Linked DNA regions of Mus musculus: region 2 is linked to region 1. The links are chromatin loops, found by intact Hi-C in ENCODE. Cell type or tissue: heart. All regions are shown on one strand. Each heading gives the region's core, and the rest is flanking DNA. Links, peaks and the distances in the headings are about the cores only.

Region 1 (8,336 bases), core at 28-8,027:
AATTTATACACGTAGTTTTGAGCCCTCTATAGTATGAAAGCTGCAATTAGAGTTCTGTAAATCTTCATGTGTCATGAACTAATTGCACTAGGATATAGAAAGCTGGCTTGGAACAAATTTACGATCAGGAAAACATTCCTTCTAGGCTAGCTGTGAAGCCATTATCTGATAACACAAGGTCATAAGCAATTCATTGTAGGTGTAAGGACAGAAAATAACATATTGGCTGGAACTATCAATACAAAACTTCAAAACTAATGAGACACAAGGTAGATGATTTGCCTTTTGACAAAACCATGCTGACTTTTATTTAACATCAAATTATTGCTTTTAAACTTTCAATGAACTTATAGAGCTAGAATATGGATAATGAATGTTTAGTTAGGAACATGGAAATACATGGAAACATTTCTTCTGTATCTCCTTATTGATTTATGATGAACTTTTCAACATGAAGATACTTGGCATACCATGTGGTCATTTGTCCTGAGAAAGTATAAGAACTAAGAACGACAATGGGAAAGGATTCTCCTTTTTCCTTCCTCTCAGGAATAAAGATTTGAGCCTCTTTTCAAAGTGAGTGATTTTTCTCTGCAAGCATGACTTTCTCTGGCTGGCAGAGTTAATACCTGATCTCAAATGGTATTACAGAGCAGTAGTCATAAAAACCACAGTACTAGCCCCAAACTGACACATAGGCCAATGGGATAGATAGGATGGAGGACTTAGAAATAAGCACGGGTACAGCCAGCTAAATTCTGATAGAACTGTCAAAAACACATCAGAGAACCAGCAAGGCCCTGAAGGGGAGCTGGGAAACCAGAATTTCCACAGGTACAATGAAACCAGATCCTTATCTCTACACAAAAGCAATTCAAACTGACCAAAGGCCTTAACTTAAGACCTGAAACTTTGAAAGTGCTAGAGAAAAGCACAGGCAAAGCACTTCAGGACACAGTCCCAGCAAGGACTGTAGAAGCAGGACCTGCTGAGGTTTGGTCTGTTGGCTGTGTATTGTAATGCTAAATTCCTTACCTGAATGAAGGTCTAGCTGCCAGCCACAGTTACCAACTTTTTCTGTGCAAAACTTGCTCCTTAACTTAAAACTATTGGTTAAATAAAAATGTCTACAACCCATTGCTGGAGGATTAGAGGTAGGTAGGTTTTAAGTTAGCTGGTTGGGTGAGAGAGGAAGAGGGACAAGGGAATGGGAAGGAGGCCACCACGAAAGAAGATGGACCGTGAGCACCTGGCCATGAGTAATAACAAGAATCTGGGGCAAACCTCTGGGAAGAAGCCAGGCCAGCCATTAGAAAAGTAGATAAGTGGTGACCCCCAGTAATTGTCAAAGCCAAATAAAATAACCACAGTCTGAGTCTCATTCATTCGTAAGCTAGATGTGGATAAGTTTAAATTATATTAAATTAAATTAGACCCTAAGAACACAAGCTCCCACGTTCTTATGACATCTGTCAATCTCAAGAATTGACAAATGGGAATACATGACCTTAAGAAGCATCTGCACTATGTATCAAAAGATGGCCTAGTCGGCCATCACTGGAAAGAGAGGCCCATTGGACACGCAAACTTTATATGCCCCAGTACAGGGGAACGCCAGGGCCAAAAAGGGGGAGTGGGTGGGTAGGGGAGTGGGGGTGGGTGGGTATGGGGGACTTTTGGTATAGCATTGGAAATGTAAATGAGCTAAATACCTAATAAAAAATTTTAAAAAAAAGAAGCATCTGCACAACAAAGGAAACAATCACTGAAGTGAAGAGACATCCTACAGAATGGGAGTGGGATGGGGTGGGGCAGGGAGGGGTGAGGTGGGGGAGGGCTCTGCCAGCTACATACCTGACAGAGAGGATTAGTATCCAAGCTACATAAAGAACTACAAAAACATCACAAAACTAAATTGTCTGATCAATAGATGGACAAATAAACAGTTCTCAAAAGAAGAAGTACAAAACCATCAATAAGTACTTGAAAAGGTGTTCAACATCCTTACCCATCAGGGAGATGCCAATTAAAACTACTTTCAGAGCCGGGCGTGGTGGCGAATGCTTTTAATCCCAGCACTCGGGAGGCAGAGGCAGGCAGATTTCTGAGTTCGAGGCCAGCCTGGTCTACAGAGTGAGTTCTAGGACAGCCAGGGCTATACAGAGAAACCCTGTCTCGAAAAACAAACACAAAACAAAAAACCAAAAAACCAAAACAAAACAAACAAAACTACTTTCAGATTCCATCTCACCAGCTAAGGCTAGCTGGTTAACAGAAAACGTCTGTGTCATTCAGCCATAAATCCTGAGGAAAGAGTTGAAAGAATACAAGTTAGACACCACAGAGACTCTTGATGTCCATGTTTGCTGGATCTATATGCACAGAAGCCAAGGTATAGAGTCCACATGGATGTCCACCAACAGATGAGTGAGAGAAGACAATGTGGTACACAGACACACACGAGTTTTATTCAGACACAGAGAAGAACAAACAATTATGTCATTTTTTTTCTGAAAAATAAATGAAACTGGACATCACTGTGATAAGCAAAATAAGCCAGACTCAGAAAAATATCAAACGCTTTCTTTTATATGCAGAATATAGATTTTAATAATTATATAAATTGACCTTGGTGGTGCTGGCTGCTTATTCTTCCTATTTAGCCAGAGGAAATAGTGAGACTGTCTAGGGCAGCAGTTCTCAACCTGTGGGTTGTGACCCTCTTTGAGACTCAAATGGCCCTTTCACAAGGGTCACCTAAGATCAACAGAAAACACAGATATGTGCATTGTGATTCTTAACAGAAGCAAAATTACAGCTATGAAATAGCAACAAAGGTTATTTTATGGTCGGGGCGGGGGGGGGGGGGTCACCACAACACGAGGAACTGTACTAAAGGGTGGCAGCGTAGGAGGGGTGAGAACCCTGGAGGAGAGTGAACACCAGCCCAACAGGCAAGACACTGGGTAGTGAGTTAGCAGCAGAGTACCTGTTATAATGAAATATGCTCGTTTTTTTAAGAAGTGACCAAAAAAAGTGCTCAGAGAAGTTTGAAGGAAATAATATGCCAGGTAAAGAATACAACGTGTGTGCACACAGAACAGAAGACCTTACTAGAGCAGAGATATGGCTGTAGTTCATATGTGTGCCCACATGAGGGCAGCACACACAAACCCAGCTAGTCTTCAACAGTCAGCCAGCTGCCATTCCCTCAGGTAGATCTCGCTTTACACCACAAGACGCTTTACCCACTCTTTCCCAAGTGCAAGGATTCAGAAAGCCACCCCCTGCCAACACCTTACGCCACCCCACTGCTCACACCCTCTGGTAGTTTTTTTTGTCCTGTGGTCATGTACCCCATACGCTGTTCACAGTCTTCACTGCTCCCCCAACTCTACCCCTCCACTTGTCTTTGAGTGCAGATAGTTGATAAATGGGGCCCTTCAGGATGGTAGAGAGGGTCCTGCTGGCCCAGCAGATGGCAGGGTATATTGTGGTGTTGAGGCATTTGAGGGTGGGTGACGCTAGCTTTAGATAGGGTTTTTAGTAGACATGGAGGATACAGCTAAAATCTACATTTTGTTACATCTTAAGACATATGAACTTTATAGCTTTAATTGATTTTATGATTATTGCTATTGGTTTTTCGGGACAGGGTTTTTCTCTGTAGCCTGGCTGTCCCGTAACTCACTCAGTAGATCATGCTGGTCTTGAACTCAGAATTCTACTTGCCTCTGCCTCCTGAGTTCTTAATTAATTAAGTCTGCTTTCTCTTGAGAAGCCATCACCACCACTCTGAAAGATGAGTGTTGGTAGCTTCTGATGGTCTCCTGGGGCAGCAGGTCTGTTGAACTTGGAGGTGGGGTAGGGTGAAGAAGTGTCATCATGAAAACTGTGGCTTTCACAGGGAGTTGGGCAGCTTGATGTTGCAGTCTCAGGACTGCTACTATCAGAGACAGAACTGTGACTAAACCCCAAACCCCAAAGGGCACAGGATAAAGATGTCTGGGGCAGGGTCTCCTGCTAAGTCCAGCTCACTGACCTCCACTTAGGAGAAAGTCAGAATCTTTCTCGGGCTAGAGAAGTAAATGATGTCGCAACTTAGTACTTTAGATCTGCCTCAAGTACCACTGCCTTACTGATGCAGTAAAGAGATGGCCAGCCTCTTCGGAGGGTCACGGATACAAACTGATGCAGGGAGAGGGCCACAGAAGAAAATCATTGTAAGGCTTCTCTAGTCTTTTCTGGTTTTGTTGTTATTAATGCTGGGTTGGGGTTGGGTTTTGGGGTTTGGGGTTTTTTTGTTTGTTTGTTTGTTTGTTTGTTTTGTTTTGTTTTGTTTTGTTTTTGAGACATGATCTCTTTCAGCCTAGCCTCATCTTGAACTCACCTCATAGCCAAGGATAGACCTCCAGAGCGTTGGAATTACAGATATCCACCACCTACACTCAGTATTATGCCTTTGGTTCTGGGAATGGAATCCAGGCTAGACACACATTCTACCGTCTGAGCTACATTCCCAACCCCTTCCCCGACTGTTTTGGGACTGTGTTCTGGTCCTCCAGGGTCTGGGCTCAGAAACCCAGTCCTAGGTGTTTCCAATCCTGTACCAGTCATATCGGGCATCCCTAATATTTATCTGACCTAGGGTGAGGGCCATTTCAAGGTGTGGAGCCATGGGGGCCACTGCTGAGAACATGGGTCAGGTCTGGTGACTAAAGGCTGCAGAGAAGGGTGCCTGGAAGAAGCCAGGTGTGGTAGGAGTTGGAGGTCAACCAACTGCAAGAGGTCCGGAGCACCTGAGGACCCCAATTGGGGCCCTAAGGCAATGGGCTCTGGCCCCCGGGTCAGCCGGGCAGCTCCAGGAATTGCAGGCGGCATCTATTTCAGAGTTTATGGTAAGAGGTTGGAGCCTGCACACACAGACAGCACACCCCACCCTTTAAGGAAGTGGAGAGGAGAGCAGCAGGGGTGTGGTTAACGACCGAGAGGAGGAGGGGGAAAAACAACCTGTCAGCCTCTTACTCAGCCTCTGCAGGCAGAGCCGCGCGTCCTACCTGCGGCGGCTGCGCTCACCTGGCCCAGCCCGGAGCCCTGGCCCGAGTCCGCGCCTCGCCCGAGGGTAAGTCCTGCGTGTTCCTACCCAGCGCCGGGGTCAGGGACACTTCGATCGCTCGACTTAAGTGGAAAGCTGGAGAGGGTCTACAGTTCCAGTCCTTCGGGAAGCTTGAGAATTCCTGGAAAGGTAGCCAAGGACCCAGAAAGTCGGAGGCGCGGAGCAGGTGCTTTCCCTGAGCTTGCCGCCCTGAGCTAGGGGGTTAGGGAGGGCGCTAGAGAAGGCATCTATTTTTGGAGTTCTTTTTAAGACTAAAGGGTGTTTCTCCCTTTTTGTCCTGTTATCTTATTCAGAGAGGGGCGACTAGGGGCACGATTGAAATCGGCTCAGCAACAATGCTTGTCTCTAAAGGTTGGATTTGGGAACTCCGAACCCAACCGAGGGCTTCAGAACCCAACTTCAGCTCTAGCTCAGACCTCTGCCCAGGCACGGCGCGCTCTTCTCCACAGTGCCCTTCGGCACCCATGTGGCCTATCTTCCCACCCCTGCACCACCCCTATCCCCAGCCTCTGGGACGTTTTGTTTTTGTTTGTTTGTTGTTTTTTTTCCCTGAAGCTGGAGCTTTAAGACAAACGGGGTTCTCCAAGAGGAACCATACCATAGTGTGTGTAGTGTGTGTAGTGTGTGTGTGTGTGTGTGTGTGTGTGTGTGTGTGTGTGTGCGTGTGTGTTCGTGCTGAAGTTCCAAAGTTCACACCAGCCGCACTGGCTCATTTTGAAGCTGCTTTCCCCATGCCCCTTGAGGGTTAAGTTCTGGGCTGCTGTTCCTGCTGCCAGGCTGTGCGTGGGCAAAGCTTTGGGTGGGTGAACAGCGAGCATATGGGTGACGTTCTGAGGCCCACCAAGTCCTGCCACCTGCCCTCACCCTCAGCCAGATGACACCAATATCTCCCATCACCCCTATACTGGAAGCAAGATTCCGATTCCGCTGTGCTCCTTGAAGAAACCAAGCTGGGACCTGAGGGTTGGGTGTGTGTGTGTGGGGGGGGGGCATTAGCCCGGGAGAATTGGAAAGCAGGAGGGAGAAGAACCTTAGCAGATCTTGTACCAGTCTGGAGCCCGCTGAGACAATGCATGGTTTGGAAAGGGTAGGGGTACCAGGCAGCCGCAGTGTGCTCAGGTCAACAAACTCTTGCGGTTCACAGTAGCTACCGGGTGGGGGCGGGGGCGCAAGAAATGCAGAGCAGGGGGTGGGGGAAAAGTGACTCACGACCCTAGGAAGGAAGGAAGAAGTCACATTCATAAGAAAGACCTAACTTTGGCAGGACAGTCTGCCTTCTTTCTTTCACTTACTAGCATCCTTCCTGAACCCAGGTACTCCTGTCAGGTGAGGGGAGACGGAGGAGCCTGTAGCTCCAGCTGCCCAGCTAGGGCGGAGCTAGGATGGGCGGGACTGTCGTGAGAAGAAATGAAGTTCCACCAATTACAGTGCCAGAGGGTGGGCAGGGCTGGGCAGGGACAGGTCCTGAATCTGTGGCAGAAGCAACTAAGAGAACTGAAGATCAATAGGGATTAACTAACCGAGGAGAAGAAAGCAGGTCAGAGCCTGAGAAGTACAAATCCAAGGGCTAAGAGCGGCAAGAGATACCGGGGAAACCGAAAGTAGCCAAGAAGCCCATCTTGTTAGGAGCCTAGAGTTCAGGGGCCAGGAGGAGCTGCAACCTTAAATAGAGGATGCTCCCCAGCCTAGGAAGGCGTGCTCAGGCTGCCATGGCAACTCCTCTAGGAGCAAAGCTTGGAACCTCAGGCTGCTTGAAACTTCCCAGGGTGCCTCCACTCCGGGATGGAGGTGCCAGATTTAGCAAATGAAAACATGGGGCATTCAGATTTGAATTTTAAATGTACAAATGTGTTGAAGACTTGGTTCTCAGCGTTAAGTATGTCTCATGCAGTATTTGGGATATACCTAATACTCCGGCGTTACTCACAGTTTATCTGAAGCTTTACTGGATGTCCTGAGTCTGTCTGGGACGCGGAGGCTGATGTTCTTCCGTCTAGACTGCGAACTAACCCAGCACCTCAAGAGCAGGCTCAGGGCATATTTATTTTGTGACAAATCCTGACAGGTCCAGTTGGAGGCTCATTCTAGGACTGGTCATGATATTGCTATTGAGAGAAGAAAAGCAGCACCCCAGACAGCTTACACATCTGCACAGCCGAGGGAGGGTCTAGGGACCGTGAAAGCAGCTTAGTCCACTTGGTAGTAACTTGGAAAGACACTGGACCAATGGTCCTAGATTCAGACCTATGGGGAAACTGTTGGATTCGCTGAGCCTCAGAGCCTATTTGTCGAGGTTTAGGGTAGGAGCCTTGATAATGTATGAAAGCCCCACTTGAGTGCTATGTATATTAACTTGAAACGACACATTCACAGTGACGGAAAGAGCATCCACAAAGTGCCTGGGGTGCCATCTTCTCCTGTTCGAATTTATAGAGTGTCTGGAGACCGCAGGGAACCTGCATTGGCTTGGTTCCTGTTTCTAGTGAGAAAAGTTTGTCTCTCAACAGAGGCGGGAGGGAGAGTGAGACAAAGTTATTTCCTCAGGGTTCCTTGCCCATCCAGGACCCTGCTTCAAAGACAGAAGAGACAAAGGGCTCTCTTCCTGGAGGGCAGCAGGTGGGGAGAGAGGACTGGCTCAAACCTTAATTAACTGGAGAGAAATATGGATGGATGAAAAGAAAATGTGCTCAAAACACCCAAAAATGCACCATAAAATTAGGTTTTCATTATCGTTTGTTTTATAATAACTTCCTTATTAGAAAACTCAAGCTGGGGCAAGAAGAAGGAAGGGCACCCAGTGAAACAGGTTCTGGCTTTAATGAGAACATTCCTAAGGAGACCTCCTAAAAGGGGAGAGAGAGAGAGAAAGGGAGAAGAGAGGGGAAGGGGGAGGGAGAGGGGGGAGGGAGATGGAGGGAGGGAGGAAGGGAGGGAGGGAGAGAGAGAGAGATTCCCTTGTGTACTAATGGGTTGTATTAAACGGTCCTTTTCTTCAGTGATGAATCTCTGCCTCCCCAGCCCAGCCCATTTTGTCCCCAGTCCCTTAAGGGTGCCATTTATCCGATAGAAATAGATATATTCTGCCAATGAAACATTCAAATGATATGTTGTTTATATTTACATGCCCAGGGCTGTGCTAGATCTCACAGAAAAGGCAAGTGTGGCTACAAAGGCCCACCAGGTTTTCAAGGAAAAGAAGCATTACACACACACAGAGAGA
Region 2 (8,336 bases), core at 197-8,196, 510 kb before region 1:
AGAAAGACAACTGGGCACCAGAGTTTATTGCTCTGTTTCCTGGCTGCAAGCACCATATGACCAGCTGCCTCCTGTCATCATGCCCTCCTTCCCTGTCACCACAGACTGTACCCTCAAACCATAAGCCCCAATAAACTCCCTTTTCCCCCTTAAATTGATTTTCTCAGGTGTTCTCGTACAGAAACATCACTAATAAAGTCTCCTTCCGATACCACCACCTTTGTACAACAACTGCTAGGGACAGTCACCATGCCAGAAAATGTGGATTGGTGCTGCCTACTTTTAGCCTGGGTCTTCCTAGATCATATAACATGATAAAGATAATTCTTTGTAGGCATGGCCAGAGGGCACAATCGGCAGGATAATTCTAGATTCTGTGTGGTTGATAGCCATCACTAAATATCAGAGATAGGGTAGAACAAAACTAGTGAAGGGAACTCTTAGCGTGAGTCCACTTTTTCTAAATTGCAGTTAGTCTAAATGTATCCACGTTTTCTCAGTTGCTTTTGCCAGGTTATTTTATCACAAAGAAACAACACACTATCTTCTGCCTAGGTAAAAGGTATCTTTTGGCAACTTAATGCTTTGGCTCATGCCTTGAGAAGTGGCCCAACCAGGAGATGATATATGTATCCTCTTCCTATTTTGTAGGTGTTTTGCTTTAACAAATAGAGAGATCCATCTTAAATGATGAGCAAAGGTCACGTTCAATGTCATTTGCTAGCTCAAGAGCTTGGCAGGATGAAGACAATGCCTTGAATTTAGAGGAGAGGGGAGAGGCTTGGTTTAGAGACTTCAGGAGAAAAACAAGAAAAGTCTCAACTGATGGAATCACACCTGAGAGAAAGATGAAGGGTGAGATATGGGTGTTATCGCCTGCTGACCAGTGAGGTGAGTTATTCCTTGTGGTAGACTGAGAGCTCTGAGACCCTGGAGCCAGTTACACATCTCTGTGGATTTCAACCCCAGAGTATCTGCTTGCAATACCGTCCTCTATTCCTCCATTTGTCTTAGTGGCTAATGATCATTTTCTCCTATATACTACATCCCGACCAAAATTTCCCCTCCCTCCTCTCCTCCCAGCCTCCCCTGACTTTCCCCACCCCCAGATCCACCCCCCCTCCTCTGTTTCTTTAAAAAAAGAAAGAGCAAGCCTCCTCCTAGGGATATCAACCAAACATGGTGTAACAAGTTACAATAAGACCAGACACAAACCCTCATGTCAAGACTGGGCAAGATAAACCAATAGAAAGAAAAGGGTCCCAAGACCAGGCAATAGTCAGAGGCACCCTGCTCACACTGTTAGGAGTCCTCCAAGGACACCGAACTATACATGCATGTAGAGGGCCTAGCTCAGATCCAGGCAGGCTCTGTGGTTGTGGCTTCAGTCTCTGTGAGCCTCTATGAGTCCTGCTTAGTTGACTCTGTGGACTGTGTTCTCCTAGTGTCCTTGGCCCCTCTGGCTTCTACAATCCTTCCTCCCTCCCCTTCTGTGGAGTTCCCTTGGCTTTGCCTAGTGTTTGGCTTTGGGTCTCTGTATCTGCTACCATCAGTTGTAGCTAATGATTACATGAGTACTAATAATGTCAACATGGCGAAGAAAGGCAGGTAGTGTGATCTCTAAATATGGGTTTGGAAACAGCCTAAATAAGAGTCAAGCCTTCCAAAAGCTTTTTAAAAAATATTTTTATTTTATGTGTATGTGTGAGTGCCTGCATGTATGTATAAACACTCCATGTGTGCTGGTGCCCAGAGAGGTCAGAAGATGATGTCAGCATTGAAATTACAAGTGGCTATAAGCCACTCAATGTGGGTGCTGGCAGCTGAATCCAGGCTTTCTATAAAGGCAATGAAGACTAGTAACTGCTGAGCCATTTCTCTAACTCGAGTCTTATGTTCCCAGTAAATGACAAAGTTTGAAATGCATGGGTTCCGCCTTGGACATTTTTTTTTTTTTTGCTAAAGTCACTGTGTGTCATTGTTTGAGTGATATTATTAGGAGTCATGGCCTTATTGGAGTAAGTGTGGCCTTGTTTGAGAAAGTGTCACTGTAGGGGTGGGCTCTGAGACACTTCTTCTAGCTTCTAGTCTTCCCCAAGCAGCCTTCAGATGAAGATGTAGAACTCTCAGTTCCTCCTGCACCATGCCTGCCTGGATGCTGTCATGTTCCTGCCTTGATGATACTGGACTGAACCTGTAAGCCAGCCCCAATTAAACGCTGTCCTTTATAAGAGTTCCCTTGGTCCTGGTGTCAATCACAACAATGGAAACCCTAACGGAGACAGTGTGGATGGGCATGGGCTCTGTGGCAGTGCATGGATGTGCAAACCCAAGAGGCTAGAGTGGGCCACTCGCTATACTATGCCAGTGAAAGAGATGTGTAATGGAAGAAGCCAGGTTAGGAGATCTATTGCTGTGGTCACTGTGGGAAGAGGAACGCATCTAGAAGTTCAGCGTTGCCCCAAGTCTCTCATGAAGGTTCTTGAGGTTTAAACTTAGAAGAAGAATTGGGGGAAGGGGCAAGAGGTGTGTATGGTCACCGTCATGCATTGTCTGCCTGGCCACTGTTCCAGTTCAGGTTCTTCAGAATGGTTGAAAGGAGTCCTGATATTTATCATCACGTAGGGGGATCAGTCTGGCTCTTAGGAGATGTTTATTTCAGGATGCAGGCTTGCTCTACTTGATGGTTGTTCTCTGGGAAGTTGTAAGGAGCAGTCTGTCCTGAGAGGTTCAAGGTGACTGAACGTTTAGGATAATAACTGACCCCTGTTTTCAGACTGGAAGGGGGGTGAAGTGAGGCTAGACAGACAGTCCTTAAGTGATTGACATATCCATGTGCAGAGCTATACAGGTAGCCCGAGAGTAGAGGAGTCAGACACTGGATTGCACCCCGCATTTGGTTACCTGATGAGGAGTCAATGCTTTGTAGCAAAAACCGGTCTATGTTCTTGCTCACTGCTAGCCTAGCTCTGAGCTGAGGGTGCAGGATGCTCACGGAAGCTCTCAGCTTTGCCTTCTGAAGGGCGGCGGCCATGTGAGGTCCAGATGAGTTGGCTTATAAAATGTTCCAGGACGCATGCCAGACATAGGAAGTTTCCAGGGGATATCATTAGCCTTTGCTCTCCAGGTCTAGTGGGTGTTTAGCAGTCACATGATCTCATTCTATTTTATATGTGACTATCAGATCCTTGAGGACAGAAACACGTTTTATTCCTTGCCCGAAAGCACTTAACAGTTTCTTCCACTAACAGGTGCTAAGTGTCCAGGGGTTTACCTTATAAAACAGTGTGCTATCGAAAAACAGAAATACTGGCACTTCCCGGGTTTCCAGAATGAGCATCTTAGCCCTCAAGGTCATCCGGAGAACAACAGCCCTTTGCCTGGTGCCTTTAATTTCACTTTCACAGAGACCTGGTGGACAGAAGTGAGAGGTGTTGATTAGGGAATTCAGAACGAATGGCCCTTGGCTGTGCAGTGTGTGCCATTTGCCTGTAGATGGCGGCATTGCACGAGCCTGAGAGGAAGACAGCCAGCGCGCATGAGATTTCCGCTGCTCTGGGGCCAGCAGCTCCTAGCTGTGGGATCAAACAAACAAACAAACAAACAAAACAAACCACCACCACCAACAAAACAAAACAAAAAACTGGCGTTCAGGGACCTTGTTTGATCCAGAACTGGGTTGTACAGCTAAGAAGTCATCGAATGCATCAAGCCGTTTGGCTCAGAGTCTCAACTTGTTCTCTTAACAGGATGCATGCAATGCTACTAAGAATTTAAATGTAGGTGGGAAGGGGGGATTGGGATGGAGCCAAGAAAGGGAACAACATGATCAAAAATATATGGTTAAAAAAATTGTTAAGTGGCAAAAATGGTTAAGAACTGGTGATGTCCTGTGGCCACATATTCTCTCTCCCCTCCTTCCTTCCCTCTCTCCCACCTTCCTCTCCCCTCCTTCCCCCCCCCCGTCCCCTTCCCCTCCCCTTCCCAGTCTCCCCTCCCTCTCCTCCTTTCTCAGTCTTCCTCCTTAGTATCCCCCTTCTCTTCCTCTGTCTCCTCTCTTCCCCCTCTCCCTCCTTATTCTTTTTCCCCACCCCTCTCCTTCCTCCTCTTCCCTCCCAGTATTTTTCCGGTTCTTTTGAGCTGCACTGGGTCTTCACGCTTGTGTGGCAAATGATTAACCAATGAGCCGTCTCTTTTGTCTCGTAATGTATTTAATTTTTTTTCTTGGTCACCTAGCTGAGGAAGTTTGTTTGTTTTGGTTTTTTTTTGTTTTTTTTTTTTAAGTAAATTACTGTGTCTCATTTCTTTGAACAGTATGATTTTGAAATGAGGGTAGGTAAGGGTTTTTTGTCTTAAGAGAGTGGAGCATGTACATTTTAATGCACTAATAGTAAATGTCCTTTCAGATTTATCCATATCTCATATTTTAATGTTATTATAAGTTCCATTGTATACATAATCTTATGGATTAATGTTTACAACATAGTGCTATTTAATTAAAATTTTTTTTTTTTACATTTTATGTTTTGAAGAGTTATTTTATAAATATGAATCTTTTTTTTTTTGCCTGCATGTAATGCCTGTGGCTGCCAGAAGAGGGAGTCAGTTCCCCTGCACTGAAGGTAAGGCGGTTGTGAGCTGCAATTTTGAGGTTGGGAACCAAACCCAGGTCCTCTGAAGAAGAATCAAATGTTCTTTTTGGTTTGTTTGCTTCTTACGAGACAGGATTTTTCTGTGCTGCCCTGAAATTTTCTCTGTAGACCAGACTGGGTTTGAACTCACAGTGATCTGCTGAAGCAAATGTTCTTAATCATTGAGCTAGCTCCTTAACACCCTTATTTATTTGTGGTGTGTGTGTGTGTGTGTGTGTGTGTGTGTGTGTGCACGTGTGGATTTCAGAGGACAACCTTCAAAGCTGGTCCTCTCCTTCCACCATGTAGGTTCTGGGAGTGGAATTCAGGTCATCTTTACCTGCTGAGTCATTTCTCCAGTTCTATACATTATTTCTGTATACTGATCTTATAGTCCTGCTAATCTTCCATTACCTTTTCCCAAGCCTTCCTGGAATTGCATGTAGATGATCAGGTTGTCTACAAATGAAGGCATTTTTACTTATTTCTTTGGCATTGGTGCTGTCTCAGCCTTAACACATGGACTACATTTCCTAGAACATTGCTCAGAAGTGGATTGAGCTTATGCGCAAAGCATCCAGGCTCTGTGGATCCCCAGCATCTTTTGTAGACTATGTTTTACAGCCTGTAGATTGATTATAGCTTTTGTAGACTACACATAACAGTGTGGATTCATTGTATCCTTTTTTATCTTTTACTTTACTTTATTTATATGAGTACACTATAGCTGTCTTCAGACACACCAGAAAAGGGCACTGATAACCATGCAGTTGCTGGGATTTGAACTCAGGACCTTTGGAAGAGCAGTCAGTGCTCTTAACTGCCCAGTCATCTCTCCAACCCCTCACATCTTTTGTAGACTACATGCTTACAAGTGTGGATTCACTATATCTTTTGTAGAGGGCACCAGGCTTTACAAAGATGAAGATTTCCCTCCACTCATTGCTGAGATTTTTTTTTTAATTGGTAATAGACTTTGGCTTTTATCCAACACATTTTCTTTATCTATTGAGTTGATTTTTTTTTAAGTTGTTAACATAGCGACTCTCCAGATTTGATTTTCAAATGCTAAACCAACTTTGCATTGCTGGATAAACCAATCTTGGTCACGGTATAGTAGCCTTCTCTTACATTATTTGGTTCAATCCACTAAACTTTTTGCATCTATTTATGAAGATCGCAGAGTTCAGTAGTGATGTCTTTGGATTGTGTCAATGTAGTATTGAGTTCATAGGATATCTTGTTATCAGATTTTCCTTTCCATTTTTTTGAAAGAGCGTGTGCAGACTTGGTGTGATTTCTTCTTTTACCTGTGGTTACTTTACCACTGCAGCTGGTCAGACCTGGAGTTCAGTTTGTTCGAAGGCCTTTTAGGAAGTATCAACTTGCTGGGCGGTGGTGGCGCACACCTTTAATCCCAGCACTTGGGAGGCAGAGGCAGGTAGATTTCCGAGTTTGAGGCCAGCCTGGTCTACAAAGTGAGTTCCAAGACAGCCAGGACTACACAGGGAAACCCTGTCTCGGGGGGTGGGGGGAGGAAGTATCAACTTTCAAAAAACTAGAATTTTTACAAATAAAACTTAGGTTTACAAATGAAACTCGTCTTCATGCCAGGGCTACAGTACGTATGCTTCTTAGTTCCCAATGAGGGGAAGGTTCACAGAGCTTTCCAGTCTGATTTCTGTATGGCTAGATAACATGCTTTCTATGGCTTAACCTCCATTGTTTTCTGGCCCTAAAGATGGTCCATCTTGGACTGTGTTCCCAGCACTCTGGAGAAGAGATGTCTGTGTTGCAGGATGGGATGTTGTATGAGTGATACCAGGTCAAGCTGTCAGCAATTCACACCCTCCTAAGGTCCACTCTTGCTCGGTGTTAGGTAAGGGCTATTTAGTCTGGACTGTTAGGACAATGTCATAAAGGAGCCGGCAGCAATTTCCCTTCTCTTCCCGTTGTTAGGAGTCAATCACTGCAACACTCTCTAAAGTAGTTTTCAATAAAGTGCTTCCTGGCGGGCCACCTTATGGAAGCATCGTCCCATATGTCAGATGGGCAGGGAACACGGGGGTGTTACAATGTGTGATCGAGCATACAGTATTTCATTTGCTTGATGAATCATATCTCACATTTATTCAAATTTTAAGAGTTTGAACCTTATATGGTCCTTACTAATAAAATCTTACTAATAAAAATCAGAAAGAAACTATTTGGAATATGTTTTCAGAAATACAAAGTAGATATAACATTGGCTCTTGGGTTCACAAAGACATTCTTTGTCATTTGAAGACAATATAATTTGGACTAGTGAGATGTCCCAGTGAGTAAGGTCATTTGTTGCCAAGCCTGAGTTTGATCCCCACAATCAATATGGTGGAAGGAGAGAAACAACTCATACAAGTTGTCATCTTACTTTCATACTTGCTGTGTCATGCAGTCCGCCACCAAGTAAATGTAAAAAATAAATGTAAAGATTTTAGTAAATATAAAAATGTTAGTTTTTTTTTAGAAGAGACACTTAATTTCAACAAGTTTTACTGGACCAACCATCTAGCATTTTTACCCACAAAAGAGACAAATTCTAACTGTATGTGCTGTTTGGTTGTGTGAATTTGACACAAATGTAGTAACCTGGGAAGAGGGACCCCCAGTTGAGGAGTTGGCTCTATCAGCTTGGCCTATAAGCAAGTTGGGGGTACATATTTTAAATTAATGATTGACGTGGGAGGATTCAGCTCGTGTGGGCAGTGCCACCCCTGGGAATGTGGCCCTGGATTGAAGAAGAAAAGCAAACTGAGGGTCTCTAATAACTGGAGTGGGGAGGGGGCTGTCCCTGAATCTGTTGCCTGCCTGTGGATCTTGGTCACGTAACTGAGACACCTTGTCTGGCCTCAGTGGGAGAAGATGTGCCTAGTTCTACAGAGACTTGATGTGCCAGGATGGGGTGATACCCAGGGAAGAAAGGGATGAGGGATGGGAGAGGGACTGTGTGAGGTTGGGCAGGGAGGATGTGAGGGAGGATGTGAGGATGCGAGGATGTGATTGGGATGTTAAGTGGATAAATAAATAAGGAAAGAAAGGAAAAGCAAACAGAGCAAGCCATGAACAGCAAGCCAGTGAGCAGTGTTCCTCCATAGTCTCTGTTTATGTCCCTTCCTTGGCTTTCCTGGATGATGTAATGCGTGTAACCTATAAGCCAAATACGTGTTTTCCTCTCCCATGTTGGTTTTGGTCAGTGTTAGTTACAGTAACTGAAAGGCAAACTAGATCACTGCAGTCAATGTTATTTGCAAGACAAAGTTGATACCTTGTTTCGATTTTCATTTTGAGCAGTTTACACCTGGGCTAGCTCTAAGTATCTTCTGATGTATAACGTTAGTTTTGTGTCTATACAGCAGCCTGTTAAATCATTTGGGGCTTGTGTCCATATGCTCTGTGCTGCAGAGTGGTTTAGTTACAGAGCAGAAGAATTGTCTATTTGAAAGTCTAAATGGACTCACCCATAAAACTGTCAGAACCTGGACCTGTTACTGGTTATAAATATGTCCAATTAAAGGAGCATTTGATTTATATCATATACGAAGAGTGAAAAAAAAAGAGTTAAAACTTGGGCATATTGATGAGGTCTCCTTAAGATAATAAAGCCCCCCCCGACAATTATAAGAAAACATGGATGTCATTAGCTCCCTGGCTTGGGGTTGTCATGTG

Evidence for each region. Peaks named below come from ENCODE experiments on the same cell type or tissue, not always from the same donor. Only the 100,000 strongest peaks of a DNase experiment are listed, where the experiment ranks them.
Region 2: it touches region 1 in a loop (2.4-fold over the local background); 9 of 42 quality-filtered maps call a loop at or near these places.

What each region holds. Positions count from the first base shown.
Region 1 is chr14:66,277,669-66,286,004 of GRCm38, reverse strand. It overlaps Ptk2b (PTK2 protein tyrosine kinase 2 beta), which reads left to right and starts at 4,953. Exons shown (of 31, transcript NM_001162366.2): 1 at 4,953-5,122. In heart, for the core only: a CTCF peak has its summit at 3,145 (motif pointing right); DNase peaks (open chromatin) are centred at 4,994 and 6,814; H3K4me3 peaks cover 2,817 bases; H3K27ac peaks cover 1,765 bases; H3K27me3 peaks cover 713 bases.
Region 2 is chr14:66,787,121-66,795,456 of GRCm38, reverse strand. No RefSeq gene overlaps it. Among named protein-coding and RNA genes, the nearest start is that of Gm5464, 78 kb to the left of the region's middle. In heart, for the core only: CTCF peaks have their summits at 3,475 (motif pointing right) and 4,586 (motif pointing right); DNase peaks (open chromatin) are centred at 3,056 and 3,486; H3K4me3 peaks cover 216 bases.